Regions from separate parts of the Homo sapiens genome. Here region 2 is linked to region 1. A link is an interaction called in ENCODE POLR2A ChIA-PET data of the cell type or tissue named here. Cell type or tissue: PC-9. All regions are shown on one strand. Links, peaks and the distances in the headings refer to the core of each region. The heading gives the core; the rest is flanking DNA.

The links. ChIA-PET counts read pairs that join two places held together with the same protein. Peaks named below come from ENCODE experiments on the same cell type or tissue, not always from the same donor. Only the 100,000 strongest peaks of a DNase experiment are listed, where the experiment ranks them.
Region 2: POLR2A ChIA-PET joins it to region 1 with 10 read pairs; 2 of 35 experiments call an interaction of 5 or more read pairs at or near these places.

Annotation. Positions count from the first base shown.
Region 1 is chr5:96,709,998-96,720,572 of GRCh38, reverse strand. All of the region lies in intron 3 of CAST (calpastatin), which reads right to left. LOC107986363 (a long non-coding RNA gene) reads right to left here. Exons shown (of 2, transcript XR_001742454.2): 1 at 8,100-10,575; 2 at 4,134-5,932. Among named protein-coding and RNA genes, the nearest start is that of CAST, 53 kb to the right of the region's middle. In PC-9, for the core only: no CTCF peak of the experiment used is centred there; a DNase peak (open chromatin) is centred at 5,502; H3K27ac peaks cover 1,920 bases.
Region 2 is chr5:96,587,655-96,598,229 of GRCh38, reverse strand. All of the region lies in intron 4 of LOC101929710 (a long non-coding RNA gene), which reads right to left. It also overlaps a transcript of CAST not described here. Among named protein-coding and RNA genes, the nearest start is that of CAST, 69 kb to the left of the region's middle. In PC-9, for the core only: no CTCF peak of the experiment used is centred there; no DNase peak of the experiment used is centred there.

The DNA of each region.
Region 1 (10,575 bases), core at 2,649-7,648:
AAAGTTTTCTTCCCTCACTAAGGCACTAACCATTTTAAAACTGAAATATGAAAGCTGCTTCATGGGAGCTGGAAGTAGGGAATATGCCCACCCCATTATTAATCCATTCGATTCTGGCTACAGCTTGTTCAATTTTTATTCTCTCTGTAAAGACAAGCAACTTTCAATATTTGTAATCTCTGGTGAATGAATGAATACACTTTCATTGTATACTCTTTTGCATTGTTTGAATTTCGTATCATTGATGTGGATAACATTTATAATAAAAAATTGTGAAGGGTTAATCCATAGATCTTCAAAGAGAAAGCACCTTAGTGATAAAGTTTAATACAAGCTTTAATATACAGGCTTTAAACAGGTGAGAAAAATGGAATCTCATGTCCAAGATTTTACCAGAGTTCATTGGCTCCCCCAGGTGTTTATCCAGAATATGCTCTGTGCCAGGTACTGTGTCAGGTGCTGGGGACACAGAGGTAAAACCAGTAGGCATGTCCCTGCCCGTATGAAAGCTATAGCCTAGTCAAAGATGGCATTAGTAGAAATAATCACTCCCAACAATTATTTGCTACAAAGGAAACTCACAGGGTTCCATGAGAATGTAGATGAGGGAACCATAGCAGTTCAGGGGATAGTTGAGACAGGCAGTTCTGATAATGTGACCTGTCATGCGGTGATTGGAGGATAAGGAGGGATCGCTCAGGCTGGAAAGGAGCACTCTCTGCACGAGGACCCTCCGAGCTGTGTACGCCAGGCCTGGGAGCTTGGCCATCTGACTTCTAACCCAGGTCCCTCTACTGCAGTGCCTGCCACTTGGCTGGTCCTGCTAACATCAACGGGCTGCCAATTTTAAAGCACAACCATCAGTGCTCATATACACCAAAATACCTCTAAAGAATTAATACTGTAAATCAGAGTATAAAGTGCTGCTATCAAAATACTACCCCTCCCAAATGACCCATGTACCTATCTTAATATCCCAAATATTAGTAATCATTTATAAACTTGAATTAAGGCACAAGTCAGAGTAACAAGAAGCAGAGAAAAGTTCCTTAATAGAAATTACTCTCCACTCACCCGCCTATTCAACAATTATTATTTAAAAAGCAATGTACAGATGGGTGCAATGGCTCACACCTGAAATCCCAGCACCTCGGGAGGCCGAGATGGGAGGACAGCTTGAGTCCAGAAGTTGGAGACCAGCCTGGGCAATGTAGTGAGACCTTGTCTCTACAAAAAATTTAAAAATTAGCTGAGTGTGGTGGCACGCGCCTGTAGTCCCAGCTACTTGGAAGGCTGAGGTGGGAGGCTCACTTAACTGTCTTGTGAGACTGGATGGGAGTAGGGAGGGTTCTGAGCTCCCCAGCAGGTCCTGGCAAGTGAGCCAGGATGGGAAGGTAAGGGCTTCTATAGAAGCAGGGGCAGAGGAAGGGGGCTCCTAGGATGCGGGCTCATCCATTGCGCCACTACATGTAGCTGATGGAACAATCATTCCCTCAGCTCCTTACTTCTTTGTCTACCACACATTAGAATCCCTTCACGTCCTCCTGGCCTCTTGCCAGGCACCTCCCACTGGATTACAGGAATCCTCTCTGCCTCCCCTCCAGCCATTCAGCCTCCCCGTGATCTCTCCCCTTGACCGCAGCTGGCTTGGCTCGGAACTTGGCACAGAGTGGGGCATCGGATGCGTCAGAATTCTTTCTCCTCATGACAGACCTTCCTTCCCTTCTCCACCCCATCACTGGCAGCACTCCCATATCCTCCCACCTGCAACACTACTTGCCCTTCACACACCTGAATCTGTCTTTGTTTGTTGAGGGTTACTAAGAACACTGGGCTGCGTGCATGTTCCCTCCTTCTCCACTTGACAATCCATTGGCAGTTTCACTTTGAGTCATTCACTGACTGTTCTCTCCTTGTTGGCTGCTGTGGCTTTAGGAGCCCTGGGTTCCCTCCCTATACCTCTAACTTGTTTTCTTCCGGAAGCCTCTTCCACTTGCTCCATTCTTCTCTGTATTCTTTTTTTTTTTAACTTTTAGGTTCAGGGGCACATGTGTAAGTTTGTTAAACAGGTAAACTGCGTGTCATGGGGGTTTGGTGGACAGATTATTTCATCGCCCAGGTGATAAGCACAGTACCTGATAGGTAGTTTTTCAATCCTTACCCTCCTCCCTCCCTCCAGTGTTCTTTAATAGTCAGTCTCTGCCTTTTCTCTGATATTATTGCTCCCTCTGAATGTTGATTTCTCCCCATGACTTTAAGCATCTCTTATTTTGGGAGCAATTCTTCAAACCTTATCAGCAACTCTACTATATGACCAGACTGCATTATTTTACCTTAAAGAGAGGAAGCCAAGAAAGATAGATATAGGCTGAAATCCCTGCTCCAATGCTTATTAGCCCAAATTAACCTCTTGGAGCCTCCGTATTTCCTCATCTGTAAAATGGGGGTAATACCATGAAGCTGCTCTCAGGAAATCACCTGGCCTTGACTCACCTGTTGATTCAGTGCCAGTTCCAGTCCTTATCACCATTACATCCTTCTCATTTCTACTGCTACCCTACTCCAGGTCTAATCACCTATCACCCATACCTGGATAGAAACCCCCTTTTAATAGTTTCCATCTAATAGTTGCCATCCTTACCCTTATTTGTCTCTCAATCCTTTCTGTCTAGGGCTGACTAATCTTTCTAAAATAAATGTCTACCATGTTTCCGCACTGATGAAATATCAATAAGTCCTAGACAAAGTTTAATGCCTTCTGCCTGATTTTTAGATTCTCCATTATTTGACCTCTCTCATCATGACCCCATATTGAGTCTCCCCTCTAACCATGAAGGTGTCCTTACCATCTCACGAGCACCACATCAGGCAGCATAACACACAGGTTAAAAGGGTTAGAGTGGATTCTGGTCTCAAGACCATGGTGGAATCCAGCTGCCATTTAATGCACATGCAACCTTGAGCAAGTTGCTTAACCTCTCTGCCTCAGTTTCCTCATATGTAAAATTGAAATAGTAACAATTCTTCTCTGGTTGAATTGTTTTGATAGCCGTTTTAAGGATAAGTTAATGCATGTGAACCAATAACTGCTTGGCAAGTGATAAGTGCTGGGCAAATGGCAGTTATTGTTATCACTATCACCATCACACTCCCTTCCACTTCTGAGCCTTGCAACTTGCCATTCCCCCTGCCTAGAAGCCTCTTCCCTGCCCAAGTCCCATCTTCCCTGCCCTTGAAGATTTAGCTCAAGATACACTATTTGCATCTGCTTTAGCTCTTATTATCTTCTCAACTCTTGTGTTGATATTTCTCACTTTAACACTGAACCATGCATTCTGTGTTGGAGGGTTACTGAGTTCCTTTCTAAGTGTACATTATGTCTTATCGATGAAGCTATAAATTTATCAAGAGGCAGAGGTCATTTCTACTCCCCACAGTGCCTATACAGTAGCAGAGAGGGGCTCAAAAATCACAGTTGATTCACATTTTTGTTTCCATTTTCTAGCTGTCAGTTAGTCTCATTTAAACACAGAATAAGATACAGTTTTAATACTTTAAGTTTTTTTTAAGCTGGAATCAAGAACACACTTAATAAATCAGAAGACTTAAGTTTCCATTTGGATGGCTGCTAAGTGGCCGGGACTCCATGGGAGGTCAATTAAGCCTGCTGAGCATCTAGTTTCTTATCATGGCAATACCATGCACCCTACAGGGTTACTGTGAGAGTCAAATTAGATACCAAATGTTAGAGCAATTTAGGCAAACCGCAAAACAAATACAAAACATTTTCTAAATTAAAAAATCTGACAAATCAATAACTAATTTTTAACTTTTACAAACAGCTCTGCTAGATGTACAAGAGAAAAACAAATAATTTGACCTGAGCCATGATCAGATTCTTATTTAATAACACATCTCAAATATTGAAATAAAGGCAATCATGGGTGAAAAAAAATCCTTTCCTCACAACATTTATAAAACAGCCAAATGTGAACTCCATGAAGGCAGGGGCCAGGCCTGTTTGAGTTGCCACCCATCCCCATCCCCATCCCCGGAGCCTTAACATAGTAGTTGCTTAACAAGTATCTGAGATAAATGCATGAATTTGTACATGAATAAACACAAGAGTATTATTTTATGGCACAAAACCAATATTGTCTGAGTTTTATTATTTGATCGTCAGAAATTCTGTTGACAGCAGAGGTCAGAAAACTGATTAGAATAACGCAATTTAAACTTTAGGTCATTTACGTTATGACTGTCATCAACCAGGAGTTGTACAACTTAAAAATAAAACACATATACGCAAAACCCTGAGCTGCTTCCTGTAAGACAACCGCAACAAAACAAGGCTGCTCACAAGGGGCTTTTCTAAGAAAGACATGGACATTCTTTAAACACCTTTTATAGGTCTATTGAATACAGGCTTCCATTTTTCTTTCTGTAATGATGGATTATTCACTTCAGGAAATGAATATTCAGATGTCTGTTGTTTGCCAAGCTGTCACACCATGACATACATTCTTACAATCCCTTTAATTATTAAGTATAATAATGGTGCTTTTAAAGAGACCTGCAATAGAGTCATCTAACAAGGTATAGTGTTTATGATAACTGAAAGTGTGATTCTGATGAAAGATAAACAATGGATCATCTATGAATGAAGTTCAGCCATCTCTTTTGGGCAGAATATGGTGTTGTGCTAGCAGATCTAGTTACAGTGCCAACTTGTATCTCAGAACATAGTATTTGACAAGTTTGACTGTGATAAGATCTTAGGTACAATACAATGCTACAGGCGGTCAGAAGAGGGAGACTATTTCTGAGGTGCTGGTTTGGAAGATGGTTAGGAAAGGCTTCATAGACAAGGCAGGGACTATTTATTGGATGCTTATTGTAGTGTCATCTACAGGGAGGTGGGGACTTATAGAATCTTCCAAATACCAGGAGCTGTGACAGGTGCTCTATGTATCTCATTTCAATATATCTTCATAAATCTTGATAGGTAAACATTATCTGCATTTTATCAATGAGAAAAGTGATGCTTAGAGAAGTTAAATAACTTATCTAAGATTACACAGTTAAGAAGGGGCAGAGCCTGAATTTGAACACAGATATGACAATAATGTCCATGAACTTTTTGCTGTAACAAGTTGACTGCCCTCATATCAAATATTAAAACAAAATATCTTGATTTTACAAAATGTGTAGATAGAGGCTGGATCAGGCAGGCATTCTAGGTGAGCAAAACAGCTTGCACAAGACTTAGGGGTAGGAAAGTACCAGAGATATTCAGTCCAGAATGCAACAGGTTAGATGAAGTTGAATGCAAAAATTTAGAGAATTGGGACTACTAGGGAGAAACTGAAGATAACTACAGCTTGGCAGAGTAGGCTGTACATTCATAAAATACATTACAAGGAAACAGTTTAGTTAAAAATAAAGAGCTCTACTTGTTCTGAGGAGTGCAGAGCACATGAGCTTTGGCCTCTGATGCAACATGTGGGTAGGCCTCGAAATAAACATACAAACGTTGCCTAGCAACTGTGACAATAGTCACAGCTGATCTGTGATCTAAATCCAAGCTAGAAGGATACTGGCCATATTCTCTGAGGGTCTGATTATGAGCTCTGATACCGGACCACCCCAAGAACTTAGAAAAAAAAATCCACATTTAAGGCATGAAGTTGAGCTTCCAGTTCTACGAGGCAACTGCTTCATTTTCATTGCTTTCCAAACTCTAGTTTTCCAGTGCTTTTTTATGGGATAATAATTTTGTAAGTAAGGAGAAGAGCTAGCCACACAGCCTAGGTCAGTCATCAAAGAATAGAAAAGCAGATTTCTTTCCTGAAGTTGTATTCATGTCTCTAGGGATTCCAGTTGCTTCTCTTGATGCATGAAATAATTCCAAATATGTCTAATCTCTGGCTGCCTAAGATAAAGCAAAACAGGGAAGTCAGGTCCAGAAAATGCAGCCTACTTTCTGCTTCTTGTCCCTCCCCTAGAGAAGGTTTCACAGGTGAGGATTTACATAAGCCTGTGAATCAAACAATTTCTGTTAACAGGCACTACAGGAGCCATGAGGAAGACTGTACTTGACTAGCCATGTGACTTGGAGCTCTTAATCTTTCTTGCGCACCTTTTCTTTATTTGTAAAAACTGTTGGCCTTGAGAATCCTGTAGTTCTGCAGTTCTAATATTATATGCTATACTTTAGTGAAGGGCATTAAATAATGTGCTTAAGGACAGATGTTCAATTGGGAAACACAGAGGTTAAGAGCATGAGCTCTGGAGTCCCATAGACCTGAGGCCTAATTCTGGTTGCACAACTACAGGCAGGCTGCTTAATCCTTCCAAATGTGAGGTTTTTAAATTCATTTAATGTATATAAAAAAAGATACCTACTTCATAAGCTAGCAGTGAGGATTAAATGAGGGTATGTATATAAAGTGCATGATTTGGTGCCTGGCACATGGTACATCAATAGACAGCAGTGATTTTTATTATTTTATGAATGCCAACAGCCTCGAAAGTTTCTTTGCTTGGCCTCAGAATGACAGAGTAATTCTGTGCTGACCACTGTGTTTTTTTTGTTTTTTTGGACAGAGTATTGCTCTGTCACCTAGCTGGAGTGCAGTAGCATGACCTTGGCTCACTGTAACCTCCGCCACCTGGGTTCAAGCAATTCTCCGGTCTCAGCCTCCCAAGTAGCTGGGACTACAGGTGTGCACCACCACACCCAGCTAATTTTTGTATTTTTAGTAGAGATGGGGTTTCACCATATTGGTCAGGCTGGTCTCAAACTCCTGACCTCAGGTGATCCACCCACCTCAGCCTCCCCGAAGTGCTGGGATTACAGGTGTGAGCCACCATGCCCAGCCTGAGCACTAATTTGAGAAGTTACACATTTCACATTAATCTTGCTTATCTTCCTCAAAGGAAAGAACCTGCAACATTATTTTACATTGTGGCATTTTCTTTGGATTCAAATGCATGGTTGCTTTAGGTCCATGTTCCAGTCAAATGAAGAGGAATCTTGGTAGCAAGAGCATATACCTGTAACAACCCTGACAGATTATGAGCTCATCTAAAGCATATATGGTTATTGATGATATGATTATGGTATAAGAATGAGAAATTCTGGCCAGGCACGGTGGCTCACACCTGCAATCCCAGCACTTCGGGAGGCTGAGGTGGGTGGATCACCAGGTCAGGAGATCGTGACCATCCTGGCTAACACAGTGAAACTCCGTCTCTACTAAAAATACAGAAAGTTAGCTGGGCATGGTGGCACGTGCCTGTAGTCCCAGCTACTCAGAAGGCTGAGACAAGAGAATCACTTGAACTCAGGAGGCAGAGGTTGCAATGAGCCAAGATTGCACCACTGCACTCCAGCTGGGTGACAGAGCAAGCCTCCATCTCAAAAAAAAAAAAAAAAAGAGAAATTCTGAGGTCTGCTGAACAATCATCCAGAAAGCCTTTCTACTTCCATAGTGCATTCATTCCTTAGGTGTAAACTGAACAGAGAGCAAGAAAAACATGAGAACTTTTATGTGCACTTACGCTGCAAAACCAACTGCAAGCCTCAATCTCCACAGAAATGAGAGACTCAAAATGTCTCTAACACAAAGTAGGGAGGAACATATGAGGATATCTTAAGACAGAGCCAAACATGAGGACTGAGAGATGGGCCTGGCAGCCAGCCCACCTTTCACTGAAGAATATTCTTAATTAAAAAGCCAACGTCATGAGAACTGTAACAAGGTTCTCTTATCCAAGCTGATTGTCAAATAACCAACATGAAAATGGGGAGTGAAATAAAATGTTATTCTGGAAACCACCTAAGAAGAACAAATTCACAAATGTATACTGACAGCAAGTTTAATTTTGCAAATATTAAAGAGGCAGTGTTGTATCAATCTTTGCAAATATTAAAGAGATGGTCGCTGGGCACAGTGGCTCATGCCTATAATCCCAGCACTTTGGGAGGCTCAGGTGGGAGGATTGATTGAGCCCAGGAGTTAGAGACCAGCCTGGGCAGCATAGTGAGACCCCATCTCTACAAAAGAATCAAATTAGCCAAGTATGGTAGCACACACCTGTGGTCCCAGGCCCTCAGGAGGCTGAGATGGGAAGACCACTTGAGCCTGGACATAAAGGCTGCAGTGGCCCGTGATTGCACCACTGCACTCCAGCCCAAGTGACAGAGCAAGACCCCAAGAGCCTGTTTCAAAAAAGAAAAGAAAAGAAAAAAAGTTGTGTCATGGTTAGAAGAATGGCTTTGGAGCCAGGCCACTTGAGTTTGAATCTCAGCTCTGCTAAATTGTGTGACCTTGAGCAAATTTCTAAACTGCTCCATGCCTGTTTCAGATAATGATACATTCCACTGCATTACATTCCACCTTCCCATCAGATAACAATTCAGTGGAATAGATAGAACACATTTTAAAGTAGGATTCATTTGAATTTGAAACTGCTGTAAATATATGAGCACTGCTGCTTATATTTCAATCTAAGCAAAAGTTTCCTATAGGGTAAGGGTGTCCTATTTCCTATAGGATAAGGGTGTTTTCAGTTATGTGCTATTTAATTTTACTATTAATTTTCACCATATTCCAAAATGGCTAATTTATTCCTTCTCTACTGCCCATATCAAATGTCCAAAGAAACTGCCAACTAAACTATTATCTCCTAATCCCAATCAGTGTACAATACTCTCTTTCAGACAAGTGGGAAACCTCACCCATTAGAATTTCAGCAGTCCTAAGATACTGCATATAACAAAAGAGCACAATATTGATTTCCAGTGTTTAAGTTTAGAAACAAATTCCCCTCTCAGTTATTTAAACTACTTAGATACAAACTACTGAACAGAGGATTTTGTAAGACTAGTCTGCTGAAAAGAATTTTAGAATCAAATAGAATCTTGCTATTTGTAGTGACCTAGGGTAAGTTATTTGAACTCTCTTGGCCCTCAGTCTCCTCATTTATAAAACTGTCAATACCTCCTTACCTAGTTGTAAAATATGCAACTCTTACAAGGAATAAATGAAATCTTATGTAAATCACTTAGCACAGTAGTTGTCCAATAAATTAATAAATGTTAAATTTATTTGTTTCTATTTATTTTCAAAATCTACATCCTGTAGAGTTTCTCTAAACTATATACGTGCTGCTAGACTGAATCCTGCCCCCAGAGCATTCCAGAATTTTTTTCAGATTATCAGCAATAGCTAGAATGTTCTTAGTTAACTTTTTCTTTGTTTTATATTGGTTGTCTTCCCAAGTTGAATGGTACCCAAATTTTCAGTTCATTGACCTATATATAGTAGGATATGGAGAAGTTACACATACATTGAGAAAATATGGTTTACTACTACTTCAACTGGAAATCAAGTGGTATTTCACAAAGATTTTAATTGAAAATATGGAGATCAGTGTTGATCACATTTAATCTTTGGAAACCTGTGAACAGGTATAAAAATATGATTGTCAGAAGGGCTGGAGAAGAAAACAATTCTAATTTTCTGGGCTAAGAATCCAGGCCTGCCACAATAACACTGTGAGAATAATTCAGCACACAATACTGCAATAATTAAAAGATTATTGAAACCAACAGAAGGCTCAAACTCAACAGCCAAGAGAGATTAAACCTCCATTTTTAAACTCTGAATATTCAGCAGAGGACAGACTTTTTTTTTTTTAAGTGATGTGGACCCATTAGGGCTAAAATCCCAAGTAAATATAATTAACTAATTGATTAAAAACTCAAGGTTAGAGTAAGATATCATGTGGAAGATATTTAGTTTTATAATATTGCTGGGGGAAAACAGGATCTCTAATTCTAATCATTGAAACTATATGTAGAATAGGCAGGAATTCATAACTATTTAAATATTTTAGGCTAAAAATGTTCATAATTATTGCTGGCAATGAATGTAATGTCAAGCCACTGGGCAATGTAACTGGCCAAGCATTAACACTGTAGCTCAGTGGTTCTTGACATAACGGGTAGAAATGGTCCTGGAAGAGAATTATTTATAGGCAGTAGTTAGAACAGTGGGAGAGGAAGGGGGACAATAGACACTTAGAAACATACAAAGGAAAAAGGGCAAGAAGAAGAGGGAAGGAGGTCTGTGGCCTAAAAAGCTGTAAGCCTCTCACGTAATTCTAAAATTCCCAGACATGGAGAATCACTTTTAGGTAATTTAAAACAAGATGGCTTTGTAGTGGCTCATTGAAAGGACCACCATTTTCTACCGTCTATTGCTGTACATTAGTGCTCTATTCCTGGTGACAATCTCTGTCTCTTCACACTTACATTTGGTTAAAAGAAAGGATCACATAAGATATTAGGATAAATTTGCAAAATGACTCTTCAAAATTACCTTCCAGCCAGCTTAAAATAAGATTTTTGATGCTAATATTGCTAGCCTAGGTTACTGAAGAACCTAAATGTTCCCTAAAAAGACTGGGACAAAGGCATACATGCTTGCCCTGAAGTACCTCAATAATACTTGTCCTCTTTAGTCTTATGTCCCTAAACCCCAGGAACACTTGATACTTGTGACTTTC
Region 2 (10,575 bases), core at 2,886-7,885, 120 kb after region 1:
GAACATGTTTTCCTGTAGGCTGAGTGTAAGCCCTCATTAGGCAGAGGAGCCAGAGCTTATTTATAGAGAAGCACTACCATTTTGTTATGTATGGGCAGCAAGTCCAGCGAATTCTCATCAAGCAGGTTGTACAAGCTCTGATTACAATGAATTTTCATGGAATTAGTCTCTGAGCACAGGACCTTCGGGAGTGTGTAGAGTCATCTTGACCCTGTGGGGAGGTAGAGATAGAGCCTTGCAGACTTCACTACTGCCAGCCCCCTAGTACTGCTGGCCTCTCCCCCTCCCCCCTTCTTTTTCCATTTTTCTCTCCCCCTTTCTTTTCTTCTTCCACCCCTCCAGATCCTCACTGGGGTGACTCAATGCTGTTGTCAAGCCACAAAACCACCCTGACCCCCACTTTACACATCTAGAGGGATGATATTTACTTAGCAGGGTTATAATGAGGCCTGAATAAATAGCATATATGAATGTCCTTGCATAGAGGAGACACGATAATTATTTGGTAGGAAAGAAAGAAGGTGAAAAGAAGGCAGTTGCTTAAGTGCTACTCAGTATATGGAAAAATAAATCACTCAATGGAAAGTTCATCACGGGTAGGATGAGAGGAGGGTGAGTCAGAGCAAACTAACGGAGGAGTGTGATGTTGGAAGGTGCAGGTTGCCTCTGCTGCTGCTGACGTTATTTGAAAGAGATATAAGACTAAATCTCTAGTTAGTGGTAATTAGAGGAGCTCCCTAGGCACTTCATGTAGCTGGGATGGTAGCCTTCTTGTCCTGCCTGAAATCAATTCCAGTTTGTATAATTACGTCCAGACAGCAGGGTCCCAGCTGCAAGGTTTTACACAAAATATTTTCTCCATTGTACTTTCTATAATTAGTATTTCACGTAGGTGAGTGGGGGAAAAGGCCACAGTATCCCACCTGGTATCCTTTTCTTTTTTAGGGCAGATGGATAAATTCCTTGACATATTCTGACATTAGGAAAGTCTTGAGAATGCATGAAAATTAAAAGATGTTTTGCAAGTATTTTTCATTTTGCTTTCTGATATGCTCTTCATAACAATGAAATATATGAGGTCGTGGATCCTAAAAGTACAGGATGATGCCATCTTGATCACTGTCACCTGTTATGGACTAAACTGTGTCCCCCACAAAATTCACATGTTAAAGCCCTAATGCCCAATATGACTGTATTAGGAGATAGAGCCTTTAACGAGGTAATAAGGTTAAATGAGGTCATAGAGGTTGGACCCTAATCTGATAGAACCGGTGTCCATATAAAAAGAGGAAGAGACAACAGAGATCTCTCTCTCCTCACATGCTCAGAGAAAAGGCCATGTGAGCACACAGTGAGAAAATCACCAAACACAAGTCAGAGAGCCCTCATTAGAAACTAACCCTGCTGGCACCTTCGTCTCAGACTTCCAGCCTCCAGACTGTGAGAAAAAACCTGTTGGCAGCTGAGGATTCTCAACATGGTGCTGTAGGTTGAATTCAGTGGAGCCTCCACTCTCCAGGGCTTATCTCGAGGTGGGCTGCTGTGTTCCATCATGAACACAGAAGAAAGCATCTCACAGCAAGTTCCCTCATATGCTTGGCTACATTTGTTTTTCATGAGCATGGCTGTAGTGACCACAAAGAGCTCTATAGCTTAGTCCATGTTTCCTATTGCTGGTTTTAGTTTCCTATTTTTGCTGAAACAATTTACAACACACTTAGTGGCTCAAACAACACAAATTTATTCTCTTACCATTTTGGAGGCAAAAGCAAAAAATCAGTTTGATTGAGCAAATATCAAGAGGTTGGTGGGGTCGTTCCTTCTGGAGGTTCTGAGGGGAGAATCTGTCTCCTTGCTTTTTTCAGCTTTTAGTGGCTGACTGTATTCCTTGGCTTGTAGTTACTTCCTCCTTCTCCAAAACACATTGCTCCAGCCTCTGGTTTCATCTTCAGGAGTCAGTCTTCTCCTCTGGCTCTGACTCCTCTTGTGTCCCTCTTGTAAGGACAACTGTGACTGTATTGGGCCTACCTGGCTAATCCAGGACAATCTACCCATCTCAATCCCTTGATCTCATCTGCAAAGTTCCTTTTGCCATATTAGGCAATATTCACAGGTTCTGGGGGATGAGATTAGGACATGGACATCTTTGGAAGAGGCATGATTCAGCCTACCATACTATTCCTACACCTCACACTCCTAAGCACAAACCCCTTATAGAGACCACCCCATTTGCAGCTCTCTGCAGGCTCAGTATATCCCTCCTGAGTGGATTGAATATTTTTTCCTTGAACATCCAGGTCTTATGCCACGCCACCTCCTCCAGGAAGCCTTCTCTCCCTTCTCCAACTCACTTTGACTTCTCATAGTACTTAAATAAGAACTCCATTATTTGGGTCTAATATGTTATGTTGAATTTTAACTCTATTTTGTTTCATATATATTTGTCTTTTTTCTCTAACCAAGCTATATGTTTTTTATCTAAGTTCTGCATATTTTCTCTATGTTCTTCTTCCTCGTTCCCCTGAAATACTTTCTTTGGCCTCTAGGTGGCCTTCTCCTTTATTCTCCCTATCCATTTCAGGTTCTGTGTCATCCAACTGAGTGCCTTGCCTGAGCCCATCACTGTCTCTGCTTCTTTGCTCCCCATCCCACCCTTGGCATTGGTTATGAGTCAGGCTTCTGCTCTGGTCCTTTCGAGGTCTTGTTCTGGGAAGATTCCCTGACCCCACTTCCCTCCATGACTGGGGTCCTGTCTTCCCCTTCGGTGGCCCTTCCCTGAGGCCTGGAGTTCTGCTGCTGATTCACAGCTTCCCTAGTGACGAATTCCCAGGTTGTTTCACATAAACTCTCCACGTAATTCCTGTTTGATAATAATCTGGGGACCCAGGCCACTGACTACACTTGTGGCTGGTCCTAGTCCATATGTTGGAACTCTTTTTCCTCACCTTGAGCCACTGGAGTTGCCAATGGGGGAATCATGTTTTTATCTACCTAGATAAACATCCGGTTTAGTATCTGAGGCAAATCTCCCAGCCCATTTTATGCCTGCATGTGCATGTCCATTGCCAGCTCTGATCCTCTGCACTTGCTATCCCACGTTTCTGTGAGTAAGCAGATGGGCTTCATGAATGATTCCAAGATATAATGTGAATCTCCCACAGTGCCTAACATAGACCTAGCCAGTGTTCAAATCCAGGGCCAATTGACCGGGGAATTGGTTTTACTCTGTAGATTCCATATTTGACACACTCAGGACAAAATATACTTGAGATGCATCTGGAAAAAGAGCTGCTTCCTTGGTCTTGCCTTTCTCGAAACATTAAACTTAACTGCAATTGCCATTTGAAATCCATTTTTTGAGAGCTTGCTATATGTAAACACCAGGAATAATAAGAGAAAAAAAAATCTTGCCACAATCCTCACCTTTAAGCAACTCCTAAGTTAATGTGGTGCATAGAAAACAAAAACAGAGTTTACTATAATATCATAGCCGGTGATATCATTTGTAGGATTTACTGCAAAATAAAAATTTGAAACCTCTTGTTGAAAAAGCAGATAAAAGGTGACATAAGCAGTACTAAAATTTGAAAATTCTTTGTTTTCTGTAGGTTATCTTGACTTGGCATGGTATTTTTTAATGTGGTGTTTAATATTCTAAGTAAATAAAAAATTAAAATTTAAATTACTAGAATGAATTTTGTCATCCATCTTTATATTCTACAACGCTGGTTTTAAATTCAAATATGACAACATTAAACTCACGCAGAATCATCGAAATTACATAATCTTAGTATTTTGTTTTTGGCAGAACAGTAGAAATGCTCCACAAGGCTAACTCGACTGTTTTTCTGTTTACATCTTGACATTCATGCATTCTACCAACACTCTACTTTTAGTTTGCTAATGAGTAATGAACTGCAAGCAAAGGAGCTATGGGTTGCCCTATCTTTCCCTTTCTTCTATATGATTTTCTGCAGGAACGGTTGGCTAATATAGGGAAGTAATAAGAGGTGGAAAAAACGAGAGTTTCTTGCTCATTCATGTTTCTTACAACATCATTGCTTTCTTTATGCATTCAGAGAAAGTTCTATTTGGAAGGTGAGGCATGGCCTCTTGGAATTGCAAGTGCCACTGCTTCCTCAGTAGTACATGTAACATGCTTACCTTGTACTATAATTTTGAGTCTTGCTGAACTCTCCTGCATTGTGGGTGCACTGGAATTCTGTGATCTTTGGCATTGCAAATTATTTATGCGAATGGGGCAGTAAGGAATGGCTGACATGCATTGGCTTAGTTCAGCTGCTATAATAAAATGCCATAGACAGTGTGGCTTAAAAACAACAGAAATCTATTTCTCACACTTCTGGAGGCTGTAAGTCCAAGATCAGCGTGCCAGTGTGGTCAGGCTCTGATGCGGGCCTGCTCCTGGGTGGCAAATGGCTATCTTCCTGGATTCCCACATGGTGGAAAGAGGGCAAGAGAGCTCTCTCTGGGATCCCTTTAATAAGGCACTAATCCTATTCATGAAGCATTCACTCTCATGACTAATTTCCTCACATCTCCTAATATCATCACACTGAGGGCTAGGATTTCATATATACATTTTACATGCACATTACATGTATCTCTTCTGCTCATTCAGTCCATTGCACACATATTGCATGTATCTCTTCTGTTCATGTGCATACCTCATTGTTCCATTGGACTTCAGCTACAAAACACAAATCAAAGCTAAAATTATTGAGAATTTCAAGCTGATGGCAACAGAGCATTAAATAAAGTGTGGGGCCCTTCAGAGTACAAGGCTCAATGATACTGCATAGGTCACACACCCATGAAACGGGTCCTGATGGCAATACCCTCTAAAAAATTCCATGATCAAGACATGCTCAGGGTTAGAGAACACGTCACAAGATGGAGAGAAGAGAGAAGGACTTTCTACAGGAGGTGACGCTGGAGCTGAAGCTTCAAGGATAAGAAAGATTTTGCAAGTGAACAAAGGAGAAGAGCATGTTCGTAGGGTGACAGCAGGTGCAACGGCACAAGGCACACTAAAGCATTGTGTGTTTGGGGGACGACAGCAGTTTGATGGAATTGGATGCAGATGGGTATGGGGCCACAAAGGAAGCTGAGATTTAAGAAATCCTAAAGAAATGTAAGTGCCAGGCTGGGCACAGTGGCTCACGCCTGTAATCCCAGGACTTTGGGAGGCCGAGGCGGGCGGATCACGAGGTCAGGAGATCGAGACCATCCTGGCTAACATGGTGAAACCCTGTCTCTACTAAAAATACAAAAATATTAGCCAGGCGTGGTGGCAGGCGCCTGTAGTCCCAGCTACTTGGGAGGCTGAGGCAGGAGAATGGCATGAACCCAGGAGGCGGAGCTTGCAGTGAGCAGAGATCACGGCACTGCACTCCAGCCTGGGCGACAGAGCAAGACTCTGTCTCAAAAAAGAAAAAAAAAAAGAAAATAAAACAGAAATGTAAGTGCCAAATGAAGGAATTTAAACAATCCAGGAAGCTACGAGTGTCATTGGAACAATAGAAGCAGGAAGGTGACACAAAATAATTTGTTCTCAAAGAGTTTCTTTAATAATTATGTGGAAAATAGGTTTGGAAAAAAAACTATAGAGAGAAACCAACTTAAAGTCATTGCTATGCTATAAGAGAGAAGCTAAAACTGGGATTCTTTAGTTTTTTTCTCTTTAAAATAAAAAAGTGAGAAAGAACCATATTAATGAATGAAATAAAATATTAGCTGAAAAATTAAAGCATAATGCCACATACAGCAATGACAATTGCTATAGCTGGGTTTTCCCCCCCTTTTTTTGAGACAAAGTCTAGCTCTGTCACCTAGGTTGGAGTGCAGTGGTGTGATCTCGGCTTACTGCAACCTCCACCTCCCGGGCTCAAACTATTCTCCTGCCTCAGCCTCCCAAGCAGCTAGGACCAAAGGCGCACATCACCACACCTGGCCAATCCCCCTGTATTTCTAGCAGAGACAGGGTGGTCTCTGCTAGAGGCCAGGCTGGTCTCGAACCCCTGATTCCAAATGATCCGCCCGCCTCAGCCTCCCAAATTGCCAGGACCACAGGCATGAGCCACCGCACCCGGCCATAGCTGGGTTCTTATATCAACTTCTAAGCCATTCCTTCAAAGCACTGGTCAAACACTTTGACAAACATGGCTAAGAGAAATGTCTACTCTAATTTGGTCTATATTCTATTATTCTCTTGATATTTGGGCTTGCTGATCCTCTTCTGAATTTTCTACTGTTTTTCTCATACACCCACCTGTACTGAACTATTGACTTCTTTATTATGAGCTACAATACAAACTAAAGTGACCACCCAGTCTTGTTAGATAAGTTTTTCCAAAGTTCAGTCTTTGGTAAGCACAGAATCCTTATAAACAGTACTGCTTTTCTCCAATGTGCTTTGCTAAATGTCCTCCACCAATGACTTATTTATTACTTCGAGGCTTTTCTGTGTAAAAGAAAATAAAATTGCAGGACCCTCTAAATTTATTATGCCAAGGAAGAATTTAAGCCCTGGAGACTGAGTCACAGAGCATATTTGCAACTTCTGCTTCTTAGATTATAAATTAGCTCTCTTCCTCATTGTTCTTGTTCTGTAAACAACCAGAGGCCAGACCTATTCGCCTTCCAGTCACTGATCTTTTTTATAGATTAATTGCCTCCTTTATTGTCCTGTACCTAACTCAGACCAGATGACAAAAAAGACCCCATGACTGTTACATCTGTAATGTTGAATTTTAAATATGCCTTCTCGAAAGAAAAAGACCACCTCGACTAATCAGATCATTGTAACTATACATCAAGCCTTATACAGAAAGATGTTGAAATTCTGTTCACCATCCCCAAGCTTTATCTAAAATAACCCCAAACTTCTACACTTCAGAGCACTGACTTCCATTCATCAGAATCTGTGTTTTGCAGGCAGCCATCCTCAAACTTTGTGCTTGAATAAACTCTCTTTAAACTAGATTCTGACTCTTTCGGTTATTTAGGCTGACATCTGTTTCATAAGTGCTATTTGCTCTGCTTCTCTTCTCTTCTTTTGCTGTTCTCTGAGAACTATGGGATTGGTGTCAATGTATCCATCAGTACTTTTAGTAAGGGAAGAGAGGAGCACTTTATGCTTCTGTTTTTCTGTGAAAGGGACCTGCCCATACTGAGGGAAAACTGGAAGTTTTCTCACTATGGAGAACAGGGATTGTGCAATATTCATGAAACACCGTCAAGCAATCCTTCTGTTGCCATTGCTAAAGGTTTAACTGTGGAACAATTCTATGCATGTTGCTGGCTATGCTGGTTTATCTTTTTAATTAATTAACTAGTTAATATTTATTAATATTATTTTTAATTGACGAATCATTTTTAAAGCAGGAGCTTAACTCTGCCAGCCAAGAACTATTTTTCCAACATTGTTTAGTTGTTGTGCAGATCTTACTTATTTAACTTTGCAAGGAGTTGGAGAATAGGAACCAGTTTCCAGTCTCACCCTGACTTCCTCACTGTTGATTTGTCTGTGCCCAAGAACTTTGACTTCCTACTTCTATTTACTTTTCCCCTCTGGTTCGTCCCATCAAATTATTCCTTGATTAAACATAATTTATCACAGCAGCGCTTTGCTATCTTTTCCATGTAGTGGCACATTTAGGACATGGTGTCTGTATGGCACACTGGGGTTAAGGGACAAGGCCACTTGCAGGTGGCAGGAGATGCTCTGGGGGGTTCTGGCCAAGTCAATTCCACCCATCTGCTCCAAGGGTTGAGAGAGTCCTTAGGTGAGTCCTTACCTGCAAACCATTTGCAGCACAACAGCCTTTCCTAGCACATACATTGGAAAACTCTGTAATAAAGAATATTTAGCCCTTCCAAGTATCAATGTTAACTATATCAATGCTTCTTAAATTTTTATATGCTTGTGTATCATCTGGGTATCTCACTAAAAATGCATATTCTGATTCAGTAGGTCTGAGATGCTGCATTTCTAACAAGTTCCCAGATGATGCCAGTGTGGTTCATGGACTGCATTTTTTGTAATAAGGAACTGGATGATTTATTAATACAACTTGCTCTGAAAAATTATAGAAGAATTCAAGTCACAGGAAATTTCTTCACTTTTAAAATTAGTTAGCAGAGCATCAGAAACAGTATAAAACAGCCTGTTTCAAATTGTAAGTGCTCTAATACTCTCATTTGACTAAATCTGCCTTGGTTCAGTTTCACATATGAAATATCTGAGAAACTTCAAAAGTGTTCTTCTTGATAACCCTCTAAAGCCTATTTTAAAGTGATTTTAATGGGCAGTTCCTTGTATAAGGAACAGTTGCCTGGAGTGCAGAGAATTACTACTAAATTTGTTTTTCTTATAATCGAAGAAAGACCCTTATGAATGAGACGTGATAGCTGATTATTTAGCAAGGCTTTTGTGCTAGATTGAACATACTCAAAGAAAAGCATAATTATGTTAAAAATTATTATATTCTCCTAGTCCTTGCTATAGAGAAGTTATGCTATTAAAGGAATCACTCAACTTTAACAAAATATCCTTTCTCCTCAAATTGTAACTAAAACTTTTTGCTCTAGAAATTACTGTTTCTCTGTCAATGAATGCAGATTCAGAGACGATAGGTGATATGTTCCATCTCCAAATGGAAATAAATTTAAAAGCAAGTGCAAAAATGACTTTAAGATAAGTGAAAAGTGTTATTATAATGTCTTTAAAAGAGGGAAAGAGTTCCCAAGATTCAAAACATTTTGAAAATAAAAATGTAAACTTTCCATTTTTAATACACACCAGTTTTTAAAGAAGAAAAAGGATTGACATACTATGATATTGAAAATGAAATATACGTCTATTCATATTCAAATTATAGAAATTTTGGAAATTTTTGCCAGAATACATGTTTACAAAAGATCCAAGCATCTTTCTTGAATGTCCTTGAAAAGTTTACTGAACATTTGACAATTTACTCTATCAATCTTTGTAATATGAGCATCAGTTGGACCTTTGAACATAAATTGAAGAGTGGGGAATGAGTTTGACATTACTTAGATATCTGTTATCTTTAGAGTAATGTAAATTAAATCATTTTCTGAATGAAACTGTTTTGGGAAGGAAGGGTAGTTGTGGTAGTAAATTTGAAAAGCTGAAAAAGAAAATCGTTGTCTAACTTTATAACCTGGGGAAGAAAGAAAGTATGTGGGAAGACAAATTAATAATTCTTGAGGCCTAAACATTAATAGTCAATTGAATAAAATATATTATGAATGTTAACTGCAGAATTCCAGTACCAATATATGGCAGTCTTCTTCCTAAGCAGAACTAAAAAATGTAGGTGGAGCTTTTTCTATATGAAGTAAATAGTTAACCAATTTCACATGAATCCTTTCTTTGAAGATTGCATAGAGAAATCATGGGACAAAGTGAATGACTATGGATGAGTAGTTTTATGGCCAATAAATTGTAGTACATGGTGTGTTACATTAGAGAAAAGGGCAGTCAGACTTCATGCTTCAAAGTGTAAATTGATTACTCTCTTGGGCTCTGATCATAAATCGTTTTTCTGGCCATCTTATTGTAATTTCATCCAATTGGTAAAAAGCAGCTTTAAAAAAAGTGTATTTGAAGAATTAGACCACTATAGTTATCAGATAAAAAAGCCCAGTAAACTTATGTTTGCATGAAGAAAATATGAATTTAAGCCGGGTACCGTAGCTCATGCCTGTAATCCCAGCACTTTGGGAGGCCGAGGCAGGCAGATCATGAGGTCAAGAGATCAAGGCCATCCTGGCCAACATGGTGAAGCCCCATCTCTACTAAAAATACAAAAATTAGCTGGGCATGGTGGCGTGTGCCTGTAGTCCCAGCTACTCGGGAGGCTGAGGCAGGAGAATTGCTTGAACCTGGGAGGCAGAGGTTGCAGTGAGCCGAGATTGCACCACTGCACTCCAGCCTGGCAACAGAGTGAGACTCCATCTCAAAAAAAAAAAAAAAAAAAAAAAAGAAAGAAAGAAAGAAAGAAAATAATATATGAATTTAACATGGCTTATAACATCCATATTAATTGCATCAGTTTTGTTTATGAAAAAAATAATAACACCCTAGAAACTATTATTCCTTTTGAAGTGACTACAGTTGAGGTAATTACATCCAGGTGATGACTGGATCATGGAACAAAACTCTATACAGCTAGAGTGCCAGTAAGGAAAAGAAACCTGAGCTACATGAGCTGCCTCAGCGAGCTGGCACTAGTATAGGCACTTTGCACATATGATCTCATAGAGATAATTATTTTTAAGAAAGACCACAGTTAATAAAAATAGAAGCTCTCTGAAACAGTTAAGCAGAGCTTCCAGAATATTCCTTATTTAAATATCATGCATAATTGGAACAAAAATAAAGAATACTATTACCTAAATAGTAAGGGGAATTTGTTGATCTTCAATGTTTCTCAATCAGCATTTCCTCCTGATTTGAATATAACTGAGCATTTCTTGCAGTTAAAACCTCCTAGAATGTGTCCACAGAGCTGAAATTGGCAATAG